2 separate regions of the Mus musculus genome follow, and region 2 is linked to region 1. Evidence: chromatin loops called from intact Hi-C (ENCODE). Cell type or tissue: heart. All regions are shown on one strand. Each heading gives the region's core, and the rest is flanking DNA. Links, peaks and the distances in the headings are about the cores only.

Evidence for each region. Peaks named below come from ENCODE experiments on the same cell type or tissue, not always from the same donor. Only the 100,000 strongest peaks of a DNase experiment are listed, where the experiment ranks them.
Region 2: it touches region 1 in a loop (9-fold over the local background); 3 of 42 quality-filtered maps call a loop at or near these places.

The regions. Positions count from the first base shown.
Region 1 is chrX:162,520,383-162,533,354 of GRCm38, reverse strand. It overlaps Reps2 (RALBP1 associated Eps domain containing protein 2), which reads left to right. Exons shown (of 18, transcript NM_178256.4): 6 at 6,959-7,097; 7 at 10,370-10,433. Among named protein-coding and RNA genes, the nearest start is that of Reps2, 120 kb to the left of the region's middle. In heart, for the core only: a CTCF peak has its summit at 5,909 (motif pointing left); no DNase peak of the experiment used is centred there.
Region 2 is chrX:162,794,363-162,807,334 of GRCm38, reverse strand. Txlng (taxilin gamma) reads left to right here. Exons shown (of 10, transcript NM_178935.5): 4 at 9,525-9,695. Among named protein-coding and RNA genes, the nearest start is that of Txlng, 29 kb to the left of the region's middle. In heart, for the core only: a CTCF peak has its summit at 6,770 (motif pointing right); no DNase peak of the experiment used is centred there.

The DNA.
Region 1 (12,972 bases), core at 3,958-8,957:
ACAATAAATAAACTGATTGACTATATGCATGGTAACCTATCTTCCAGATTCTTTGAACATGTGAAAACATGCCAGATGCTGCTCACATACAAAAATTATGTGCTTAAAAAAGAGGTTTTCTGAATAATCTAATGGTCTACCAGCTGTAATTTGAAACTAAATCAGATGATGGGGGAGGGTGTAAATCTAATATAATCATTCACATCTCAAACTCAGATCCTTGATCTACCACACTTTCTGAAAAGAAAACAATTCCTTATTGTAGGATGGGTGGGTAGGCAGAAAGAGATAACCACAGAGCTCAATGACAAAGAGTTCGTGTTCTGTCTCTTATTTCTAGGCCTGTGGTTTTGGTAAACTACTTCATTTACCTAATCCCCAGTTTCCTGTTCTCCAAATTGGAAATAATGGGTCCTACTTTGTAGCATTATTACAAGGATGAGAATTGATACATTAGTTACTTATACTGTCTACCATTTAGCAGAGTGGTAAATACACATTACCAAACATTCACTTATGTTTGTGGGGATAGCTTTCTTTTGTTTGAGAATTTCATATATGCACATAATGTATTTTGATAAAATCTACATCAGTAGGCATATCTTGCCAGACTAGTCATTGCTGTGAACTTTACATTGTCTTTAGAGCTAGCAACTGCATACTGTACAGTAGGGTCAGAAAGATTTCTGCAGTTTAACATTAACCTAAGATGGTGAAATTTGAGCCCTAAATTACTTTTGAAAATAATGGCAAAAAGTAGTTTTTGTACTGTTTCTGCTAAGGCTACAAAGGAACTTTAGTCTAAAATCTCTCTCCCTTCATTGGTGGAATGGCTAAACTCTTAAGTCAGCAGCATGTATAGGAGACCTCCAGAGTAGTCTTATTTTGTAAGCAGAAATGTTCTATGGATAAAACAGGATATACACACCCTTTTAACATTCTACCAGACAATATTTCTTTGTAATTCATATTGTTCACCTTTTTGTGATTTTTTTTAAAGGTACTTTGAGGGTAAATTTCATTTTGGGGTATTTTATGAATAGTATTATTTTTAATAAGTCTTTTGATGGCTCTTTCATTACAAACAGCATGTTTTCCCTGGAGACAATAACTTGAAGCACCAAATATTTGCATTTCATTTGAAACAAAATCAAGGAATTGAATGTTTTGAATATAAGCAAATATAATTCTCCTGGGTCTGGAGAAACCGTATAATGTGCCATATGTTTGTAGATTGTGTAGACAGATGTGGAAGAATGTTCCTTCTCCTCAGGTTTTTTGTTTTTCTTTTTGAACACAGAGTTTCATGTAGCTCAGGCCAACCTCTAACTCACTATGCAGCCAAGGCTTGTTTTAAACTCCTGGTCCATTTGGATCTACCTCTAGATCCAAAATGTACCATCACCCTGGTTTTTCTTTCTTTTTTTCTTGTCTTTTTTTCCTTCAAACTACTGGCAAAACTCAAAATTGGCATCAAGTAGCAAATATCTCTGCCCAGCCAACAAAACCAGTGGAGCTGGGGTTGAACAGGCAGGCTCATTAGGATGTACTTGAAGGAAGAGCCTTTCCTGGTTCTGGCTTCTGCTTGAGTAGCTGAGTCTCCATAAAATGCTTACTCCTATTTCTCAGTGCCCTTGGTCTCTGCTAATTTCTTATAGGTGACTGAACTTTCAAGTCTTTATTCATGACAGAATGTTACTTGTTTCAAGTTACTTTATTCATAACTTTGACTGATTTGGGGGTTACCTCAGAGGTGGTGGTTCCATGTATTTGGGTCCTGCAGTAAGATGGTCCTTAGATACTGACGAAGAGGCTCTGAATTACAATTTCAGTTCTGGAGCGGGTCTTCTGTGCTGATGGCTGTGTGAGGGTTTTGTTCTCTTTCATTTCTCTCCAAACTCTTCTTACCTGTAAGCCACATTTGTCTCTGGCTTCAGTTGCTCAAATGGTTGTAACTGTTCTTCCTTGTCTTCACATTTCAGTGAGGTGATCCCTCTGTGACTTGGAGTCTGAATATTTTATCATCCCGTTGAATATTATCTGGGGTTCCTACCCTCTTCTAGATATACTTTGTTAACTATGAGCTCTGCTTTTCACCTGGGCCAGACTGAGGCAACTCCACCCAGGTCTGTGCTGCACTGGAAGTGTTTATGTGACCCAAAATGGGCTGCTTCTAGGAGTTGGCCACTTCCTCTTTTTTTTTTTTTTTTTTTTTTTTTTTTTTTTTTTTTTTTGGAGACACTGTATTACTGTGTAGAACTTGAATTCTCTATGTAGCCTAGCTTGGCCTTGAACTCATGATCCCCTACGTCAGCCTCCTGGATGCATGGATTATAGGCATGCACCCTACTCCTTTCTCTATATCGGTTCTGTCCTAATCTCACAGACTCTTCTTGCTGCTTCATAGCTTAAGTTGCACCTGGCCCTTGTTCTGACTCATGGCCTGGCTGTGTATCTATTCAGGTTTTGCTTTCTCTGTTTGTTGATTTGTATTTGTATTATTCATATCTTTAATCTGACAAAGGTTGTTCTTCTAAGAACATGCATCTTCTTTTTTTTTTATTTAAAACTACTTCTTTTCTTTTTAAAGGTATTTTCTTCATTTACATTTCAAATGCTATCCCAGAAGTCCCCCATACTCTCCCCCCTACTCCCGTAACCACCCACTCCCACTTCTTGGCCCTAGCATTCCCCTGTACTGAGGCATATAAAGTTTGCAAGACCAATGGGCCTCTCTTTCCAATGATGGCCGACTAGGCCATCTTCTGATACATATGCAGCTAGAGACACGAGCTCTGGTGGGTACTGGTTAGTTCATATTGTTGTTCCACCTATAGGGTTGCAGACTCCTTTAGCTCCTTAGGTACTTTCTCTAGCTCCTCCATTGGGGGCCCTATGATCCATCCAATAGCTGACTGTGAGCCTCCACTTCTGTGTTTGCTAGGCCCCGGCATAACCTCACAAGAGAGAGACAGCTCTATCTGGGTCCTTTCAGCAAAATCTTGCTAGTGTATGCAATGGTGTCAGCGTTGGGAGGCTGATTATGGGATGGATCCCCGGGTATGGCAGTCTCTAGATGGTCCATCCTCAATGCCTGTCTTAGTCAGGGTTTCTATTCCTGCACAAACATCATGACCAAGAAGCAAGTTGGAGAGGAAAGGGTTTATTCAGCTTACAATTCCATACTGCTGTTTATCACCAACGAAGTCAGGACTGGAACTCAAACAGGTTAGGAAGCAGGAGCTGATGCAGAGGACATGGAGGGATAGTCTTTACTGGCTTGCTTCCCCTGGCTTGCTCAGCCTGATCTCTTATAGAACCCAAGACTACCAGCCCAGAGATGGTCCCACCCACAAGGGGCCTTTTCCCCTTGATCACTAATTGAGAAAATGCCTTAGAGTTGGATCTCATGGAGGCATTTCCTCAACTGAAACTCCTTTTTCTGTGATAACTGCAGCTGTGTCAAGTTGACACAAAACTAGCCAGTACAATTGACCCCTTGTCAACTTGACACACAAACACATCACTAGTAAGCCTCAACCCTTAATTTCTTATTCATCCCCAAGATCTAAATAACTTTAAAAGTCCCACAGTCTTTACACATTAAAAGTCAATCCCTTTAAAATGTCCAGTATCTTTTAAAATCCAAAGTCTTTTTTACAATTAAAAGTCTCTTAACTGTGGGATCCACTAAAATATTTTCTTCCTTCAAGAGGGAAAAATATCAGGGCACAGTCACAATCAAAAGCAAAAATTAAACTCCAACTGTCCAATGTCTGGGATCCAACTCACGATCTTCTGGGCTCCTCCAAGGGCTTGGGTCACTTCTCCAGTCCTGTCCTTTATAGCACACGGCTTGTCTTCTAGACTCCAGCTGCCTGTACTGCACTGCTGCTGCTGTTCTTGGTGGTCATCTCATGGTACTGGCATCTCCAAAATGCTGCATGACCCCCTTCAGTCCTGGGCCATCAACTTCAACTGAGGCTGTACCTTCACCAATGGCCTTCCATGGCCTCTCACAGTGCCGAGCCTCAGCTGCTCTGCATGCCTTCAAATCCAGTACCACCTGGGTGACTCTTACACATTACGAAGTCCCACTGCAGCACAAGGTACAACCTTGGCTATCTCTGGAATACAGCCTCTGTGCTCTCAGAAAACACTTCCCAGAAGATGTCACCTCAATGATGCTGGTCTCTTCTTAATCACCGCTAATTTCTTAGCTATAGCTAATCAGCATCAATAGTCCCAGTAATCCTAAGATTTTGCTTTAGTAGTTCTGGTATCTTGTTAATCACAGCTGATTCTTCAGCCCCCGCTAACCAGAACTACAGAATCTTCACAATCAAAACAGCAATGGCCCTGAAAAGAGTCTTTAATCTTCCCTCTGAAATTTCACAAGCCAGGCCTCCATCTTCTGCACTGTTCTCAACATTATCATAAGCTCCTACACAACATCTGACAGAGTTCTTAACAACAAATGGATCTTCAAGCCCAAAGTTCCAAAGTCCTTCCACAGTCCTCCTCAACACATGGTCAGGTTGTCACAGGAATACCCCACTATGCTGGTACCAATTTGTCTTAGTCAGGGTTTCTATTCCTGCACAAACATCATGACCAAGAAGCAAGTTGGAGAGGAAAGGGTTTATTCAGCTTACAATTCCATACTGCTGTTTATCACCAACGAAGTCAGGACTGGAACTCAAACAGGTTAGGAAGCAGGAGCTGATGCAGAGGCCATGGAGGGATAGTCTTTACTGGCTTGCTTCCCCTGGCTTGCTCAGCCTGCTCTCTTATAGAACCCAAGACTACCAGCTCAGAGATGGTCCCACCCACAAGGGGCCTTTTCCCCTTGATCACTAATTGAGAAAATGCCTTATAGTTGGATCTCATGGAGGCATTTTCCCAACTGAAGCTCCTTTTTCTGTGATAACTGCAGCTGTGTCAAGTTGACACAAAACTAGCCAGTACAAATGCCAAAGCATCTCAGAGGCCAGTGTGTTATGAGCCCAATTACTGTTGTTTCCGTGTAGCCAGATGATAGCAGGTATGAGTCATGTCATTCATCCACACAGCCACACTTAGCTGCTGCTTACCTTTGTAACAGACTGTGTTGGGGCAGGAAGTGACCTCAGTTATGTGTGTAGGCATGGATGTACATATGGTAGAAATATGGAAAGGGCACTTTGGAGCAGAAGGATGTAAGAAGGGGAAGGATTTCATCAGGCTGGCACCAGAAGAAGAGTTTCCTGGGAAGAAGACCTGAGTTTGGTCTGTAAGACGTGAGCACTTGGGGAATTACAAACCTACCAAGTCAGCAAAGAGTAGCATGGACTGCAAGAGTCCTGATGGCCAGGTAGAATAGACCAAGACCTATTAAAAAGTGACTCACGCTACTCAGGCATGAAGTAATATAAATAGGAAAGAAAGTAGCTGCAAGATTAATAGATTTTTTTTCTCAAATTTCTCAATTTCTCAAAATGTCTCCAATTATGAGCTTGGAGAAGGAGCAACCATGGGCTAGAATGAAGAGGGACTAGGTTGGGAGGCCTCTTTCCCAGGAGAGAAATAATGCACTCCCAGGGAGCAGGGCTTTCCATTAGTAGCAGGCGATGCAGCAGATCAACATTTAGCATGAAGACTTCTGTGCAGCGATACCTGTCTTGTCTTTACTCGTTTCCTTTTGCCTTCTTTGTGACCACCTCTTGGTTCCATGGACATGGCCCATGGTAAAAATACATGGTTTTAAGGTGGATGGGAAAGATGGAGCAAAGCCCCAGATGTTTCTCTCAGCACTTCCATTTTGTGTCTGTTCTGAAAGCCTAGACTAGCTTTTATTTGCTCCTGCATTGCGTTCTGGGCTTCTGAGCTCTTAAATCTTCAAATTTGGCATGCCTGCCTGCCCTCTAGTGGCAGGTTTGGTGCACCCCTTTGTTACCCTGCTGATGGCAGTGGTTCTCATTGCTCAGCTTTGTACTTAGTAAACAGTCCCAACTCATATATGTGAAGGGTAGATTCAGCGATACTGACTTAGGACCCAGGGACTTGGATTGGGCTTGGAAATTTTGACTCCTGAATTTATACAATGTAAATGCAACAGGAGAAGAAGAGCAACACAGTTATGATAGCTCACATCAATAATCCCAGCACTAAGGAGCAGAAATCATTAAATCTGAACCTAACTTTGGCTATATAGTGAGTTCTAGGCAATCCTGGGCTACAGTATGAGATTCAGTCTCAAAAACAAACAAACAAACAAACAAACAAACAAAGAAACAAAGAAAATATATGAAACTAAAAGATTATGCAGTTATAGTGTTGCCATATGTTCTGTGAAGCGCAGAAGAGAATCTGAGGCTAAGGAGATGGCTCAGCAAATAAAGCACTTGTTATGCAAATGTGAAGACCAAGATCAGGTCTCTAGAATCTGCTTAATGTCCACTGGGCATGGTAGCCTACCTATAATTCTAGTGCTTGGAATGTGGAGTCAGGGGTCAAGCTGGCTAACTACAGTAGACTTAACAGAGTGAAACCTTCAGTTGAGAAACTCTGTTTCAATACATAAGGTGTGATAAATTGAAGAAGACTCCTTATATCATCTTTGCCCCCCAACATGCCATACATATACATGTGAAAATTTTATTATTAACCACTTAGCCAATCTAAGAGGGTCAGATGTGATGAATAGTTGAAGAGAAGAATGGTGGCCTTAAAACCTGTCATCATTCTTTACCTGTTCAGTAATTCATGTTCCTGTTAACTTTGAAGATAGAAAAAACCATGAAGCTTGCTGTCTCCTTTATATTATAGTTTATGTTTTGGTTAAATTCTTTTTATGAGACAGTTATGTTTATTCCTTTCAGGAGAAAATTTTAAAAATACAAAATAACATTCATTGGTGTTTAAGTCTTACACCTCATCTCATGACAGGCACGTTCTGTGAGCACTTTCTTTTTTAAAGTCCTTTTCAGTGGAGAGAGAACCGCAGGAGAACAACAGTAATTACCCAGATGAGCCCTGGAGGATAACTGAAGAACAGCGGGAGTACTACGTCAATCAGTTTCGGTCCCTCCAGCCAGACCCGAGTTCCTTCATTTCAGGTGAGAGAACATGGTGTCCTGGAACGTGGGGCCCATGTGAATAACTACAGAACATCTTGAGAAATACAAAATGAATATTATAACCTTCTTTGATTCCAATTTGTATTCCTCTAAGGTACAACTTCTTATCAAATATAAGTCATGCAGAAAAAAAAATGGTAATGATGTGGGGAAAATTACACTGCTATTGCAGAAGGGTAAATGTGAATTTGGGGGAACGTAGTCTAGATCCTGCACCTTATCAGCTAAAGCACGTGGAACAGTAGATGACAGTGCCATGGGACACCTTCAATTGCTTACTCATTATATTAGAGCCAGAACAAAGACAAAGTGTAACCTGCCTTCCTGCCTGTCCTCCTTCCTTCCGGCAGAGGTCCCCTTAGGTTTTATGCTCCCAGAAGTTTAAGCTCATGCTCATTTTCTTTGGCTTAAGCCTTTCTTTCATGGTTCTTGAAATTGAGATATGAAAGGAAGACTGGCCAGCACCTTCTCAATATCAGTTCTAGATTATCTTCAGATGTCTGCATTCCTGTTGTGCCCTCATGTAACATTCAAACTGAGAGGAATTGATTTAGTTCCCATGTGCCTTCATTTTACCAGGCTGAACAAACAGTGAAATCCTAGAGTCTGGAAGAAAAAAGGATAAAACAACTTCTTACCCTTCAGATGTAAAGAATATCTGTGGGTTTGATCATTCTAAGCTAACAGTCAAGCATGGATTAAGACTAATTTTCTGTGAAATAAGGTATATAATTGATATATTCTTATATATGTAAAGGCAAACATCATTTTGGTGATTAGTAATAAATGACCTTATGGAAGGTAGAATAGTCTAGAAATAACAAAGGAGTTTTACCATCATGATTTAGAATATATGAACAGAAATCCAGATTCCATACTCTTGCTCATCTGATTCTTTTCGCAATATATGCACATATTTAGCCAAATATGGATAAATCGTTTGAGGTGTTTTGAAAATGTCTTTCAACCTTTTTATTTTTGCAGAATTTCAAGTGTAGATTCAACTTGACTTACAGCTATAAAAAATCCCCACGGACAAGTGCTGGCAGTTTTCTCTATATTCCCTCTCAGCAAGGATGATCTTGAAATACCATTGCCAGACCATTTGATTTGAAAAATATTTCAGAATATATCTTTGGGTGTCTTAGAAAAACATAACCAGAACTCACTGATACATGTGAGAAAAAAAATCACATATTCTTTAACACAATCAAGTCTTTCTTCATTGTTCAGAATTATCTGTCTCATAAAATTTTAAAAAATGTTTAGTTTGATTACAATGAAGAAGTTCATGAATGGCATTAGTTGATGTCTTTTAAAATAAATAACTTAGTTGAAATATAATTCATATACCATAAATATTACCATTTGAACTGTGCAGTCAGCAGTTTTAGTTCATTTACAGACAAGATTCATAACCTAAGTTCAGAACCTTTCTATCACCCCTCTATAATCCACCCACTTAGTAGCAGTGACTCCCTCCTCCTGTCTTCTCCACCTCGCAGACCTAGGCCACTGCTGTACATTCTTATAAACATTCTTTATATGAATATATATTCTTTATATGGATATATAAATGGAGTCTCTTTTTCTTGTGGCTTAGTGGAGGAGGTGGAGTGAAAATGAGGACTTCTCACATGGTGCACTCAAAGGAGACAGGACTCAGGCTTTCTCCTCTGCTCCTTCTTTAGCTGGTGACATCTGGGACACAGCTGAATTTGATAGCTGTCAGCTTCCCAATGCCTTCCACCTAACTTTTTTGAGACTCTATGGTACAATAGTCTCCAGTATGAAAGCCAGCATCAGCTACTGTTCTTTGAAGAGGATGGATCCAGCAGACGACAGACTGATAGGAGAAGAGAATGCCTTTATATCTTGGTTGCTATAGGATAGCTGGTAAATGAGCCAACAAGTTTTGTATGTCAGGTGTTTCACAAGGTGGTCGGTTGCATTGGTAGCCAAGAGTCATGTGATAGCATTATTGACAGAATACATTTAGGGAGAAGGCTCACTGGGTTATTGATACTTTGCTTTTGAATTTTAATAATTTATCAAAAGAAAGTTGAGTGTTGCTTTAGGATCCATTATAACCCTTTTTAAATTTTATTTTGAAGACAGTGTTTCACTATGTAACCCCTGCTGGTCTAGAACTTGCTATGTAGGTCAGGCTAGCTTCAAACTCACAGAGACCTGCCTTCCTCTGTTAGTCAAGTGCAGGGATTAAAGGTGTGCAGGCCATTCCTGGCCTGATTTTTCTGTTTGTTTATGTAGTGTTGGGGCTTTGCAGATGGCAATCAAGTATCTACCAACTAAATTCCCACCTATTCTTACTGTTTTTAAAGCCAATTAGAGCACTTCTAATTGCGCTGGGAGTCTTTTGACTTATCTTAGAACAAAATTTGGGGCTTTAATGCTCTCTTATGTTGGAAATGAGGCTTTTGAATTGTGGAACCTTTGGGAGCATGAAAGCAAGAAAAATGTCAGTGAAGGCTAGCATTTCAAGTGCAGCTGGGACAATGGGATGATTGCTGAATTTCAACTGACAAAAGTTCTGGCTACATTGTTCAAAGTGCCACCAAGAAATCTTAGAATTTTTTTTTTGAGACAGGGTTTCTCTGTGTAGCCCTGGCTGTCCTAGAACTCACTCTGTAGACCAAGCTGGCCTCAAACTCAGAGATTTGCCTGCCTCTGCCTTCCAAGTGCTGGGATTAAAGGCATGTGCCATCACTGCCGGGAAATCTCAGATTTTGTCAAAACTATTTCTCAATATTTTGGAAGGGTTAATGATACAATTTTTCTCGTTCCACTTACCATTTTTCCATGCCTCTACATTGCTTTTCCATTCTCTAAGTATAAAACTCAACATATTCTCATTTACTTAAGTAATTTTGAATGTTTTCTTAGGCATTTTTAATGAAAATGTGCAGTTTTGGTAAACACAGCAGGAGTTTATCTTATTTGTATTTGTCATGAGCATTTTGTCATTGCATCTTTTTCTTTTTACATATTCTATATCCCTTTTATTTGTACTTTTCTCATTTTTGCAACAAGAAGAACTAATCTTTGGCCCTCAGATGTGCTAGGCAAGCCACATGCTGCTTTTATGAAAGTCCTTGTAATTGTTGTTGCTTGAGGAATAAAAGTGTTTGTGGTTATGTGGTAGAGATCGTTAAAGCAAAACATGACAATTCGCTTGCACATCCAAGCTGCTTCAGACAAGTAATGCTGACTTAAATCATGGCTCTTGACAGGGTCTGTGGCCAAGAACTTCTTCACCAAATCAAAGCTCTCCATTCCAGAACTCTCTTATATCTGGTGAGTATGTTTGTTGCCAAGTGTGATCATAGACTCATCTTTTCGCTGTTTTGATTTTTTAAGATGTAATTTTTGTTTGCTTTGAGAGAGAGTTTTACTCTGTAGTCTAGAATGACCTGTAACTCACTGTCTGTGTAGCTCAGGCTAGCCTCAGACTTGCAGCAAGTGCCATGCCTCAGCCTCTCAAGTAAGTTTCGATTTTTGGTTTTGTTTTTGGTGGTGTTAAGGTTTGAACCTAGGGCCTCACACACACCAGATAAGTGTTCCCCTGCTGGGCCCCACTCCCAGTCCTGAGAAGTTTATTTTCTGGATGATTTTTAAAACTGATTGAGAGAGAATAGAACTCAGGTTTTTGTTGCTATGAAGATTAAATAAATTACCCTATGAAAATCACAATGAGCAGTATCAGACCTGCATAGGGAGCCCTACGTGTTAGCTACTAGTTTAAAAGTAATTTCTGCAGGCTAGCGAGATGGCTGCTCTTCTAGAGGGGTGGTTTTGGTTCTTCCCACCCACATAGCACTCCTGACTGCCTGTAATTCCAGCTCCGTGGGACTCAACACCCTTTCTGGCCTCCCAGGGCACTGTATTCATGTGGTGCACACAGACATGCACGTGCATCTACACATAAGAAAAGGAATTCCCTACTTTTATTTTTTTCCCATCCTGATTTCAGTCTAGGCAGTTGTGCACATGTGAGACAATCTGTCATACGTTTTATTTTCATATTTTTAACTTAGTGTGAGGCAAGGAGCCAGGGGACCTTGAAAAGCCATTCTTCATAATATTTTATAAGGTAGGGTGAACAGAAGGTCCAAGAACATTCTGGAACGAAGTTAAATTTGTCTATTCTAGAAGCCTGTGAACTTTGTAAAGTTGGCAGGTGTTTCACAGCTGGGCCCCAATTCAGCCAGTGCAGCTGCAGTGCCGGCTCTGCCTTGCTGCTGAGGCCTGCCACACTTGGAGCTCCAGGAGGACTGCGTTGCCATGGTCCAGATGGTTCTCTTTGCATGTCTGAAAATGCTCAGCACCATAAACTCCTGCCTTTGTGGATCATGCTATCGTAAATATATATTAAAACATTGGAATATTTATGTAAAGAGTTTTTCATGAGGCATTACAAAATTATGATAGAATTTAGAATTTAGAATTTAGAATCACATACCATATATTGTTGATCTTATTGAAAAACTATTCCTGGTATATCGTGCTTGCCAGTGTAGCTGGGATTTTGAGCTGGATTTACGTTTTTTGGCATATATAGTTTGTCTTTTTTTTTTTTTCAACAAGTCTTATGTTAGATTTTAAGGGTAGGAAAAAAAATGACCATTTTGAAAAGAATAGCGTCTGCTTTGGCAGAACTCCCAGCCTTAACATTACCCTGTGAGGCTTCCTGTCATTTTGTAGAGACAAATGCATGAAGGCTAAATGGCATACTCTCCATCCGGCATCTGACGCAGTTCCCAGATGCCTCACCCTGGGGAGCAGCTGTTTCAGGGCTGCTGCATTCTGAATGAGAGCAGCAGTCTCCTGGGGAATAGGAGGATGCAAATGGTCCAACGCAAAGTTATAGACCTTCCCTTAGAGATTTTTTTCCCCCAATAGCAGTATCTTTTTAGTACACTTTTACATGAGTCATTTCTACACTTGTTCTAATACAAGTCTGCTTGTGTCTGTATACCACAGAGATGTTGGTGCTTAAGGGACCTTAGTTCTTTTAGCAAATAGGCTTCTTTTGTGTTCAATGAATAGGCCTGTGTTTTTTAGTGAAAGATGGTGACTGAAGCAGAGACATGCCTTTTTAAGACTCCCTTTCTTCAGGTTTCTCTTTTCCAGTACCAGCCTTTTACTAGTTACTACTTTTATATTAAACTATGATGCAACCAGTATTTCTTGAACCTCTTTGTATTCCTATATACTCTCGTCTTCTCTGTTCCCCTCTCCTCTTCTGTCTCCTCCCTCTTTCTCCTTTTGCTCATCCCATCTCTGTGTCCATATTTTAAAACAGGGTCCCATGTACCTCAGGCTAGAAATTGCTATGTAGCTAAGACTAGTCTTGAACTCCTGACCGGCCTGCCTTTGCTTCCTAAGTGCTGGGCTTACAGGTATATACCACTATGCCCGGCTTTCTAAGAAAAAATTCTCATGTAGAGACTAACTTGCTACCAAAATGCACACTGCTTCAAACCATTTTCCCTTAAAATTAAAAAAAAAGAGAGAGAGAAGTGCCTATGTCTGTAGTCTGAATGAACTTAGTGGCTGGCTCTGCCCTCCCTTGGCTCATTTCCAGCATCAAGTCCAGCACTCTTCACACCACACAGCCTGCGCTTATCGAGCAACTGTCAGGTAACTGCAAAAACCCAAGCATCATTTTTTTTTCTCACTAGAGTTTCCTATGCCTTGTCTTAGTGTTGAAAAAAAAAACCAGACCTATCAGAGAGCCAGAAGAATTTCCACTTTCATTTACAAAGTGCCACTGATGGTACTGCCACAAATCAGCTTTTTTCCCCCCTCTCATTGGCCCCTGGGATTTCACATG
Region 2 (12,972 bases), core at 3,940-8,939, 270 kb before region 1:
TTTTCATTATTTTATTTTATTCATTGCGTGAGTGGTTGATTGGTTTTTAGAGGCAAATTCTTGCTGTGTAGCCTAGGCAGGCCTAGAACTTGCTATGTAGACCATGTTAGAAGTAAATAATTCCTAGAAGTTAGCCTGCCTCTTTCTCTGCCTTTCCAGTGCTGGGATCAAAAGTATATGCCAGCACACTCAGCTGATTTTTCTAGCACATAGTGAACACCACAGTGCTAAGCTGTGGTATAGACTGTTTCCTTTCCTTTGTATTTGAAACAGGGTCCGGTTTTATTGTGGATGCAATGCAGTCTTCAGCTTCTGCCTGAGTCTTTTTTTTTTTTTTTTTTTTTTTTTGAGACAGGGTTTCTCTGTGTAGCCCTGGCTGTCCTAGAACTCAGAAATGCCTGCCTCTGCCTCCCAAGTGCTGGAATTAAAGACACGCGCCACCACTACCCAGCTCTGCCTGAGTCTTTTTTGGTTTTTTGAGACAGGGTTTCTCTGTGTAGTCCTGGCTGTCCTGGACTCACTTTGTAGACCAGGCTGGCCTCGAACTCAGAAATCCACCTGCCTCTGCCTCCCCAGTTCTGGGATTAAAGGCGTGCGCCACCACGCCCGGCCTTTTTTTTTTTTTAAAGATTTATTTGTTTTTATTTATATGAGTAACTGTCTTTAGACACACACCAGAAGAGTGCACCAGATCCCATTACAGATGGTTGTGAGTCATCATGTGGTTGCTGGGAATTGAACTAAGGACCTCTGGAAGAGCAGTCAATGCTCTTAACCGCTAATCCAACTCTCCAACCCCCCTGCCTGAGTCTTAATAGTTAAAATTAAGCTTGTGCCATTGTACCTGGCTAGCATAGATTTTTCTAAAATTCAGTGTTAGGAGTTGTTTATTTTATTTATGGAGAGAGAGGGAGAGGGAAGAAGAGAGAAAGAGAAAGAATATGTTTGCGTGCGTGTTCCCATGTGGTGTGTGCCATGTGCCTATAGTACACCTGTATGCATGAAGCTCTGGGTTCCATCCCCAGCACTGCATAAAATAATGGTTTGGTGCACGCTTGTAATCCCAGGGGCAAAAGGCAAGCTTAGCAGCAGTTCAATGTCATAGTGTCATAGGCAGTTTGAGACCAGCCAGCCTGGGATATAAGACCTTGTTTAAAAAAAAAATCTTTGAGATAGTATTTAGATTTGTTAGTAGTTAAATATTTTCCTAACTTTGGAAGAAAAGATCTATTTTTCTTTTGTTTTTGTTATTTTTGAGATAGAGTCTTATGTAGCCTTGGTTGTTGTGTCACTTACTATATGGACTAAGCTGGCCTTGGACAACTCCTTCTGTAACCCATTTGTTGAGATAGTAAGTGGTAAAGGCTCTTGACCTTCCCCCTTATGTGTGGGGGGCATGACAAAAGTTAGTGGAAGGACATTGGGTCTTTCTATCTTACTTTTTTAAAAGATTTATTTATTATGCATATAGTCTGCTTACATGTATGCCTGCTGGCCAGGAGATGGCAATGGATCCCATTACAGATGGTTGTGAGCCACCATGTGGATGCTGGGAATTGAACTCAGGACCTCTGGAAGAGCAGCCAGTGCCCTGAGCCATCCCTCCAGCTCCATCTTACTGTCTTGAAAGGGTTTTTTTTTTTTACTAAAGCTGGAACTAGTGATCCTCATAGCACACACCCCTCCCTCAAATGACACAGGGATAACAGGTATTTATGTAACTATGCCTGGCTTTTTATATGGGTACTGGGGATTTGAACTCATATACTCAAGCTTGTCCAGAAAAGCAATCTTACCCACTGAGTACCTTTGGGATGGGTTTCTTAGGCCATGAAAAGCATTATCAAAATGGACAAGTTGAGCTCAACAGTAGAATGTGTACTGATCTGGCAGAGGACATGGCTTGGAATCTCAATACAGGTCTCTCACAACCACCTGGAACTCCAGTTCTAGTATCAGGAGGTCCAAGTGCTGGGATTAAAGGCATGCACCACCACTGCCTGGCTAATTAAATAGTTTTAAAAGCATTTATACAAATCATCTACATAGCCGGTCTACAAAGTGAGTGCCAGGACAGCCAGGGCTACACAGAGAAACCCTGTCTCCAAAAACAAAAACAAAAACAAAACAGAAAACAAAAAACAAATCTAGGTATGGCAGTTCACATTTGTAATTCCAACACTTGGGGGGCTGAGGCCAGAGGATTTCTATGAGTTTGAGGTCAGTTGGGCTATACAACAAGACTTTATCTTAACAAAACAAAACAAACAACAAAAAACAGTGGGCCAGCAAGATGACTGAGTTAGGGGCTGGAGAGATGGTTACGTAGTCTCTGCTGCTCTTCCAGAGGTCCTGAGTTCAAGTCTCAGCAACCACATGGTAGCTCACAACAATCTGTAATGAGATGCAGTGCCCTCTCCTGGTGTGTCTGAAGACAGCTACAGTGTAATCATGTAAATATACAAGAAATAAATCTTAAAAAAAAAGGCTAGTTGGTAAAGGTACTGCCAAGCCTGATGACCTGGGCTGGGTGCCTAGGACTCACATGGGAGAAGGTGTGAGCTATCTCCTAACTCCACAGTCATATCACGGTACATAGACATGCAATAAGTAAGCAAAGAAATACAAATTGTGCAAATCAATATGTGCCTCCAGTAAATACCTTAAACACTGGGACCTGTTAGTGCGGGCCTATAATGCAAGCTATTGAGGAGGCCGAGGCAAGAACATTACTAGTTCGAGGGCTATATGGGCAATTTAGTGAGAGAGACCCTGCTTTAAAATAAAAAAGGGCTAGAGATATATCTCAGTGGTAATATGCTTGCCTAGCATGTGCCAGCCCCAGATTGAGTGTATACCAGGAAAATAGGGATTCAAAGTACCTTGAAAGATAACATTACAAGCCTGGGACCTTTTCAACACAGGTAGATTTAGTATCAAGAATATGTGAAGGGGGCTAGACATGGTTTAGTGGTTAAGAGTGCCTAGCTACTTGTCCAAAAGACTCAGGATTAGAGTCCCAGCACCCACATGGCAGCTAACAACCTACTATAATTCCAGTTCCAGGGGATCTGATACCCTCTCTGGCCTTTGGACTAGGAAAGTACCATAAATGTGGTACACATGCAGGCAAGATGCCCACACACATAACATTTTTAAAAGATACCCATGAAAGAACACCTAGGACTGGGGATGTATATATATCTCAGTCAGAGCATTTGTCTTATATGTATATACAAGGTCTTAGATTCAATTCCTAGCACAAGAGAATAATAATAATATGGAAAAATAAAATAATATCTACAAATATGAAAGGAACAACCAACCAGTGGAAAACAGGGCAGAAGATAGGAAAGAGGCATTCCATAGAAGTAGAAAACCAGAGATAACTTGCCCTAACGACCCATAAAGATAGATAGAGAGAGGTATTAACTTCATGTAGTGGTCAGAAAAGAAGATCACAATGAGATGTCATTTTCCATCCCTCTCTCTTAAAGACTGGCTTTCACTCTGTAGCCCTGGCTGTCCTGGAATTCAGCAAGGATCACCAGTGTTTGCCACTGCCTCCTGAGTGCTGGGAGTAAAGGATTGGACCATCATGCCTGGTCCTTTGTTGTTGTTGTTTTGTTTGTTTTTGAGACAGTGTTTCTCTATGTAGCCCTGGCTTTCCTGGAAAGTTTCTCTATGTAGATCGTGGCTGTGTAGATCAAGCTTGCCATGTACTCACGGACTTGCACTTACTTACCTTTGCCTCCTGAGTACTGGGATTAAAGGCTTACACCATCACCACCAGGCTGGCTCACAAGGTAGCACTGGTACAACTACAAAATCTTCTTGAAATTTTATTTATTTAAATATAGGAATGCTCTGTCTGCATATACACCTACATGCCAGAAGAGGGTATCAGATACTTTATAGATGGTCATGAGCCACTTTGTAGTTGCTGGGAATTGAACTCAGGACCTCTAGAAGAGTAGCCAGTGTTCTTAACCACTGACTCACCTAACGAACCCACATGCCTGGTCCATTTTATATCTTTTATGTGGCATAAATTAAGAAATATAATCTTTGCAGGGCGTGGTGGCGCACGCCTTTCATCCCAGCACTCGGGAGGCAGAGGCAGGCGGATTTCTGAGTTCGAGGCCAGCCTGGTCTACAGAGTGAGTTCCAGGACAGCTGGGGCTACACAGAGAAACCCTGTCTTGAAAAGCCAAAAAAAAAAAAAATCTTCATATACTTAAAAAGAGTAGATTTGCATGGTCTCTTGTCTTTATTTCCCACTTTTTTTTTTTATTTTCAGTGTTGGTTTTTTTCGAGATAAGGTTTCTCTGTATTTCCCACTTTTTAAAGAAATTACTGTTAATTACATATGTATCTGTGAGTCTTTGCGCATTCATATTCAGAAGCCAGAAGGAGGGTTCAGATCCTCTGGAGCTGGAATTATAGGCAGTTTTAAGCTTCTCTACATGGGTGTTGGGAACAGAACTTGTGTACAGTGCTGTTGGGTATACAGATTTGCCAGCAACTCTGGAAAAAGTTTAGTAATATCATATGAATTGAACATCTAGAAGCCAGTACCTTGGAGAATTTCATTTATGTGTATACCAGGAAAATACACGTATTATGTACCCTGTGGGCTAAATCCAACTAAAACCTGTTTTTTTCTGAACTGCCCACAAGTAATAGTGGGTTTCTCTCTCTCTTTTTATTTTTTAAAATTTTAAAAAATATTTACTTATATGAGAACTCTGTAGCTGTCTTCAGACACACCAGAAGAGAGCATCAGATTTTATTCCAGATGGTTGTGAGCTACCACGTGGTTGCCGGAATTTGAACTCAGAACCTCTGGAAGAGCAGCCAGTGCTCTCAACCACTGAGCCATCTTTCTAGCCCTGGGTTTCTTTTTTGTTTTTTCTTTCTTTTGGGGGGATGGGGGGGGGGAGTTGGTTACAAGACAGTTTGGTTTCTCTGTGTAGCCCTGGCTATCCTGGAACTCATTTTATAGGCCAGATTGCCCTCAAATTCAGTCCTCTGTCGTCTTCTGCCTTCTGAGTCCTGGGTCTAAAGGCTTGCACCACCACACCTAGTTAAGAGTGGGTTTTTTTTAATGCATTCCAAAAATACACAATGGCTGGTGTGGCAGCATATACCTTTAATCCCAGCACTTGGCAGGCAGGTGGGTCTCTGAGTTTGAGGTCAGCCTGGGCTACATACTAAGACTCTGCTCAAAACAAAACAACAAAAAAACCAACAAAAACATGGCAAGCTTTGAAAATGGGGGGGTAACGGGGGCTCGTGAGATGGCTCAGTGGTTAAGAGTGCAGACTGCTCTTCCAAAGGTCCTGAGTTCAAATCCCAGCAACCACATGGTGGCTCACAACCATCCATAACGAAATCTGATGCTCTCTTCTGGAGTGTCTGAAGACAGCTACAGTGCACTTACATAAGATAGATAGATAGATAGATAGATAGATAGATAGATAGATAGATAGATAGATAGAAAATGGGGGGTATCTTGTCATTGGCACTCAGTAATTCTGATACTTTCCAAAACCTATACATAAACCTATACATATTTGACCAGACATGGAGCATGTCTTTTGTACTATGGTGAGTGCAAGAAGCAATCAGAGATTTCCACAGAGGAAGAATACAGGCTGATGTGTGGGATGCACTTCTGATTCATTTGTCAGTGTCTCTGCTAGACATGAAGCTAACTAGCCGCTAGAATCTCGGTTACTATGACATTGCCATGAATACTGCCAACGTAGATGTGGGTTCCATCTGAGATGTGCTGTACTACATGTACAGTGTGTTATATGTGGAGCTGGTCCTGAAGAACCCTCTGTGCTGGGACTAACTCTGAGCTCTTTTGTTCCTGGCTAGCTTCTTTTGTCTGTTCTTTCCCCCTTCTCAGTTGGAGCCAGTTGAAACAACTAAATCTCTCCCAGAAGAATCTCTGTCTACCTGGGCCCTTCTTGGCTTGTGGCATTATACCTACCTGCCTGCCTCCCCAAATTTTCAACCTGAAGGTCCCCACTTCTTACCTTCAAATTGTTAAAATGAAGTCCATAGGAGCCTTTTTCCAGTTTTATCTCCATGTGACTCTGAGAGAAGCATAGAATAACCTTTTTATATGACAAAGCCTGTGGCCCACAGTGTCCCAAATAAAACCTCAACAATATTGATGAGTTGTAGCAATATAATCTAGAATCTGACATCCTGGAGTCACAATGTAGCTACTTAATTAATGTAGTGTAAATTATGGAAATTATTAAAGTAATACCAATTCCTTGGTTGTACTAGTCCATCCTAAAGTCACAACAATGAAAAACAAAAGGGTGTTTGCTTTTTAAGAATTTTAGGACTATACAGATGAAATAACATAAAAGGGGCAGCAAAGGATTAGTGAGCACAGGATTGTGGGAACCCTGGAGCAGGGATAGTTGCAGTAGTTCAGTCTGACTTCAGCTTCTCAAGTTGTAGTACCATGCCTAGTCCACACTTCACATATGCCAAAGCAGCAATTCTTCCCATAGGAATTCGAATTCCTACAAGTAGTGCCTGTAAATAGTTTGGAAAGTTTTTGTTTGGTTGGTTTGGTCTTTTACAGACAGCCTTATTTATCCAAGGTCACTCTGGAACTCATTGTCAGGTATGACCTTGACCCCCTGATCTTGCCTTTATGACCTTCCCAAGTATTGGGATTGCAGACTTGACCTACCATATCCTGCAGTGATACTTTTGGTGGGTTTTGATGGGCCACAAGGTGGCACTCTTGCTCTTTGTGACTCCACATCAATGTCTTCAGTAAAAGCTGTTCAGAAAGGTTAGGAAGGTAGCCATCTTATCTGTTAGTATAGATGTTACCTTGAAAGGGATTCATTTGCTTCTAACCTAAAATTGCAGGATTCCTGAGTCCTAGTTAGTTAAAAAAAAAGTTCTATATTTAGTTCAGTGGTCTGTGAGTATTTTTAGAAAAATAAAGTTGAGTATTAATTTCTAAATAACATACACATTAATTCCAGCTTTTATATGTATGTATGTGTGTGTTTGTGTGTGTGAGAGTGCTGACACTTGAGTGCCACAGTGTGCGTGTGGATGTCAGAGGACAGGGTACAACTTTTCAGAGTGAGTTCTGGGGATTTGAACTCAAGCCATAAGGTTTGTATGGCAAGCTTCCCCATAAGCCATCTGATCTTGTTAACACAACATCAGCTTCTTTTATAATAAAAATAAAGACAAAAGCACAGTAATCCCATTTTTTTTAGATTTATTTATTTATTATATGTAAGTACACTGTAGCTGTCTTGAGGGAGTCAGATCTCATTACGGATGGTTGTGAGCCACCATGTGGTTGCTGGGACTTGAACTCGAGACCTTTGGAAGAGCAGTCGGGTGCTCTTACCCACTGAGCCATCTCACCAGCCCGGTAATCCCATTTTTTAATTACAGTGTTTTTATTTTATGTATGTGGGTATTTTGTCTACAAGTATTCCTGTGTACCATATGTGTGCTGGTGTTCGGAGACCAGAAGAGGGTGTTGGACTCCCTGGAAGTAGATAGAGTTACAGACTGTTGTAAGCTGCTTCTACATGCTAGAAATTGAACCAGGGAGTTACAGAAGATTATGAGAATCATGTGGATGCCAAGAATTGCACCCAGGTCCCCTAGAGGAATAGCCAGTGATCTTAATGACTGAGCCTTCTCTTTAGTCCCAGTAATCCTGTATTTTATGTTTGGGTTTCAGCAACTTGTTTTTTTTTTTTTTTTTTGGTTTTTCAAGACAGGGTTTCTCTGTATAGCCCTGGCTGTCCTGGAGCTCACTTTGTAGACCAGGCTGGCCTCCAACTCAGAAATCCGCCTGCCTCTGCCTCCCGAGTGCTGGGATTAAAGGCGTTTTTTTTTTTTAAAGATTTATTTATTTTATGTATACAAGTACACTATAGCTGTCTTCAGACACACCAGAGGAGGGCATCAGATTCCACTACAGATGGTTGTGGACCACCATGTGATTGTGTGGTTGCTGAGAATTGAACTCAGGACCTCTAGAAGAGCAGTCGGTGCTCTTAACCTCTGAGCCATCTCTCCAGCCCTTCAGCAGCTCTTAATAGCTAGGAAGTAGTCTATAGACAGCTAACTAACAAACAGAAATTCAAGAGATATTGGCCTTACCAGTTCTGGCCAGGATAGGGGTTAGCACATTTTGCAAAGGGTTAAACTCAAAAGATGAAACTCTGACAGAAGAAATGGATTACAGACAGGCATGGTGGCGCATGCCTTTAGTTCCAGCATTTGGGAGGCAGAGGCAGGCGGATTTCTGAGTTTGAGGCCAGCCTGGTCTACAAAGTGAGTTCCAGGACAGCCAGGGCTATACAGAAAAACCCTGTCTTGAAAAAAACAAAAAAAAAAAGAAAAGAAATAGATTACAACTGGAAAATGAAAAGCCTAAATTGCCCATGAATCACTGACTTGAAATCAGGAATAGCTATAATTAATCTCTGAAGTCAGGCAAAGGTGACAAATCAAGGTCCCCAGGTCAATGTGGAAGGTTTCAAGATTCTAATCTCCATCTCACTCTGTACTCTTGGGCAACTTGTGGCCTGATAATAGTTGTACAAAATTTGGATATTAAAGTCGAATGTGAATAATTAAAAGTTGTTCTGAAGATGTATATCTTGGGGGCTGAAGAAAGATTAAGGTCTTGTCTTCCTTCCACACTAAATTGCTTACTTCCTTTACAACTAGAACAGGGAGGAGGTCAGTGGTTTCAATAGCATGAAACAGTTGGAATACAGTTATACAGTGCAGTATTGGGCTCTCCCTGCCGCCCTGTAGTCATGCTAAGGATGGGATCCTCACCCCAAGTGTTACTTGTGGGAGGCAAGTATTCTACCACTGGGTTGGGGTGATGTGCATATAAATGCATTATCTAAAGAGGCTAGAAGAGGGCATCAGATCTCCTAGAGCTGCAGTTACAGACTTCTCCTGGGATCTGAACTCTGGTTCTCTGCTTAAGCCTGCTCTCTAGCTTAGTAGTTGGCTTGTTTTGTTTTGTATGTAAAGATAGGGGCTAATATTATAACCCAGGCAGGCCATCGTACTCATATAGCTCTAGACTGACCTTGAAATAGTGACAATCCTCCTGCTGTAGCCTCCTGAGTGCTGTGATTACAGTCTGATGCCATGCCATCTGAATGTTCATCCTGATTGAATGAAATGTTCCTGATGCTCACATTTTTACAGGTCCCTCTCTCTGGGTGATGAGCCAGTTATTTTTTTTAAGACTTGTGTGTGGGTGTGTGAGAGGTGGGGGGGGGCAGGTATTGAATCCTTTGTAATTCCACCCGAAGGTTGAGGGGAGGATTGAGGATTGTAGGCCAACCAGGCTACATGGCAAGACTCTGTCTTAAAAAAAGAAAAGAAAATCACATAGTGGTAACTGAGTGTTCTAGCCTTCACTGAGGGAATGAGGGCTTTCACTATGCTTTCTGAATGTAAAAAAAAGTACTTGTTCATTTTAGCTGGAAGAAAGCAGGAATGTTCAGAAACAAATGAAGATTCTGCAGAAGAAGCAAGCCCAGATTGTGAAAGAGAAAGTTCACCTTCAGAGTGAACACAGCAAGGCCATCTTGGCAAGAAGCAAACTGGAATCTCTTTGCAGGGAACTTCAGCGTCATAATAAGACCTTAAAGGTTAGTTGATTTGTTGTTTTGAAGTGATGTCACAAAAGGTTATCTTATGTCTGTTTGAAATCTGTGCCTTCGCAGGCAGTGGTGGTGCATGGCTTCAATCCCAGCACTTGGGAGGCAGAGGCAGGTGGATCTCTGAGTTCCAGGACAGCCAGGACTATACATAGAAACCCTGTCTCAGAAAAATTCTAAAAAAGAAAAGAAAAGAAAAGAAAAGAAAAGAAAAGAAAAGACGGAAGGGAGAAAGAAAGACAGACAGACAGACAGACAGAAAGAAAGAAAGAAAGAAAGGTAGATAGATGCGCCTATCTACACAGCAGCTATGACCGTGTTTTTGTTTTCCTTAGACTGATTTTGTAAATGACTGATAGAACACTCTTTTAAATTTGGGTTTCCTGTTCAAAAAAGGGATTCCCTCATTCATATTTGGTCACATGGAGTAAACAAGGAACTCCCAGGTAACTGTCTATTTTTTTTTCCATTTTTTATTAGGTATTTAGCTCATTTACATTTCCAATGCTATACCAAAAGTCCCCCATACCCACCCACCCACTCCCCTACCCACCCACTCCCCCTTTTTGGCCCTGGCGTTCCCCTGTACTGGGGCATATAAAGTTTGCAAGTCCAATGGGCCTCTCTTTCCAGTGATGGCCGACTAGGCCATCTTTTGACACATATGCAGCTAGAGTCAAGAGCTCCGGGATACTGGTTAGTTCATAATGTTGTTCCACCTATAGGGTTGCAGATCCCTTTAGCTCCTTGGGTACTTTCTCTAGCTCCTCCATTGGGAGCCCTGTGATCCATCCATTAGCTGACTGTGAGCATCCACTTCTGTGTTTGCTAGGCCCCGGCCTAGTCTCACAAGAGAGAGCTATATCTGGGTCCTTTCAGCAAAATCTTGCTAGTGTATGCAATGGTGTCAGCGTTTGGAAGCTGATTATGGGATGGATCCCTGGATATGGCAGTCTCTACATGGTTCATCCTTTCATCTCAGCTCCAAACTTTGTCTCTGTAACTCCTTCCAAGGGTGTTTTGTTCCCAATTCTAAGGAGGGGCATAGTATCCACACTTCAGTCTTCATTTTTCTTGAGTTTCATGTGTATAGGAAATTGTACTTTATATCTTGGGTGTCCTAGGTTTTGGGCTAATATCCACTTATCAGTGAGTACATATTGTATGAGTTCCTTTGTGAATGTGTTACCTCACTCAGGATGATGCCCTCCAGGTCCATCCATTTGCCTAGGAATTTCATAAATTCATTCTTTTTAATAGCTGAGTAGTACTCCATTGTGTAGATGTACCACATTTTCTGTATCCATTCCTCTGTTGAGGGGCATCTGGGTTCTTTCCAGCTTCTGGCTATTATAAATAAGGCTGCTATGAACATAGTGGAGCATGTGTCCTTCTTACCAGTTGGGGCATCTTCTGGATATATGCCCAGGAGAGGTATTGCTGGATCCTCTGGTAGTACTATGTCCAATTTTCTGAGGAACCGCCAGACTGATTTCCAGAGTGGTTGTACAAGCCTGCAATCCCACCAACAATGGAGGAGTGTTCCTCTTTCTCCACATCCACGCCAGCATCTGCTGTCACCTGAATTTTTGATCTTAGCCATTCTGACTGGTGTGAGATGGAATCTCAGGGTTGTTTTGATTTGCATTTCCCTGATGATTAAGGATGCTGAACATTTTTTCAGGTGCTTCTCTGCCATTCGTTATTCCTCAGGTGAGAATTCTTTGTTCAGTTCTGAGCCCCCTGTCTATTTTTTTTATTAGGTATTTTCTTCATTTACATTTCCAATGCTATCCCAAAAGTCCTCCATGCTTTTCCCCCCACCCACCCACTCCCACTTCTTGGCCCTGGCATTCCCCTGTACTGGGGCATATAAAGTTTGCAAGACCAAGGGGCATCTCTTCCCAATGATTGCCATCTAGGCCATCTTCTGATACATATGCAGCTAGAGACACGAGCTCTGGGGCTACTGGTAAGTTCATATTGTTGTTCCACCTATAAGGTTGTATACCCCTTCAGCTCCTTGGGTACTTTCTCTAGCTCCTCCATAGGGGGCCCTGTGATCCATCCAATAGCTGACTGTGAGCATCCACTTCTGTGTTTGTTAGGCCCCAGCATAGCCTCACAAGAGACAGCTATATCTGGGTCCTTTCAGCAAAATCTTGCTAGTGTATGCAATGGTGTCAGCATTTGGAGGCTGATTATGGGATGGATCCCTGGGTATTGCAGTCTCTAGATGGTCCATCCTTTTGACACAGCTCCAAACTTTGTCTCTGTAACTCCTTCCATGGGTGTTTTGTTCCCAATTCTAACAAGGGGCAAAGTGTCCGCACTTTGGTCTTCGTTCTTCTTAAGTTTCATGTGTTTCACAAATTGTATCTTATATCTTGTGTATCCTAAGTTTCTGGGCTAATATCCACTTATCAGTGAGTACATGTTGTGTGAGTTCCTTTGTGATTGGGTTACCTCACTCAGGATGATGCCCTCTAGGTCCATCCATTTGCCTAGGAATTTCATAAATTCATTGTTTTTTTAGCTGAGTAGTACTCCATTGTGTAAATGTACCACATTTTCTGTATCCATTCCTCTGTTGAGGAACATCTGGTATGAGGTTGAATCTCAGGGTTGTTTTGATTTGCATTTCCCTGATGATTAAGGATGCTGAACATTTTTTAGGGTGCTTCTCAGACATTCGGTATTCCTCAGGTGAGAATTCTTTGTTTAGCTCTGAGCCCCATTTTTTAATGGGGTTATTTGATTTTCTGGAGTCCACCTTCTTGAGTTCTTTATATATATTGGATATTAGTCCCCTATCTGATTTAGGATAGGTAAAGATCCTTTCCCAATCTGTTGGTGGTCTTTTTGTCTTATTGACGGTGTCTTTTGCCTTGCAGAAACTTTGGAGTTTCATTAGGTCCCATTTGTCAATTCTCGATCTTACAGCACAAGCCATTGCTGTTCTGTTCAGAAATTTTCCCCCTGTGCCCATATCTTCAAGGCTTTTCCCCACTTTCTCCGCTATAAGTTTCAGTGTCTCTGGTTTTATGTGAAGTTCCTTGATCCACTTAGATTTGACCTTAGTACAAGGAGATAGGAATGGATTGATTCACATTCTTCTGCATGATAACCGCCAGTTGTGCCAGCACCATTTGTTGAAAATGCTGTCTTTCTTCCACTGGATGGTTTTAGCTCCCTTATCGAAGATCAAGTGACCATAGGTGTGTGGGTTCATTTCTGGGTCTTCAATTCTATTCCATTGGTCTACTTG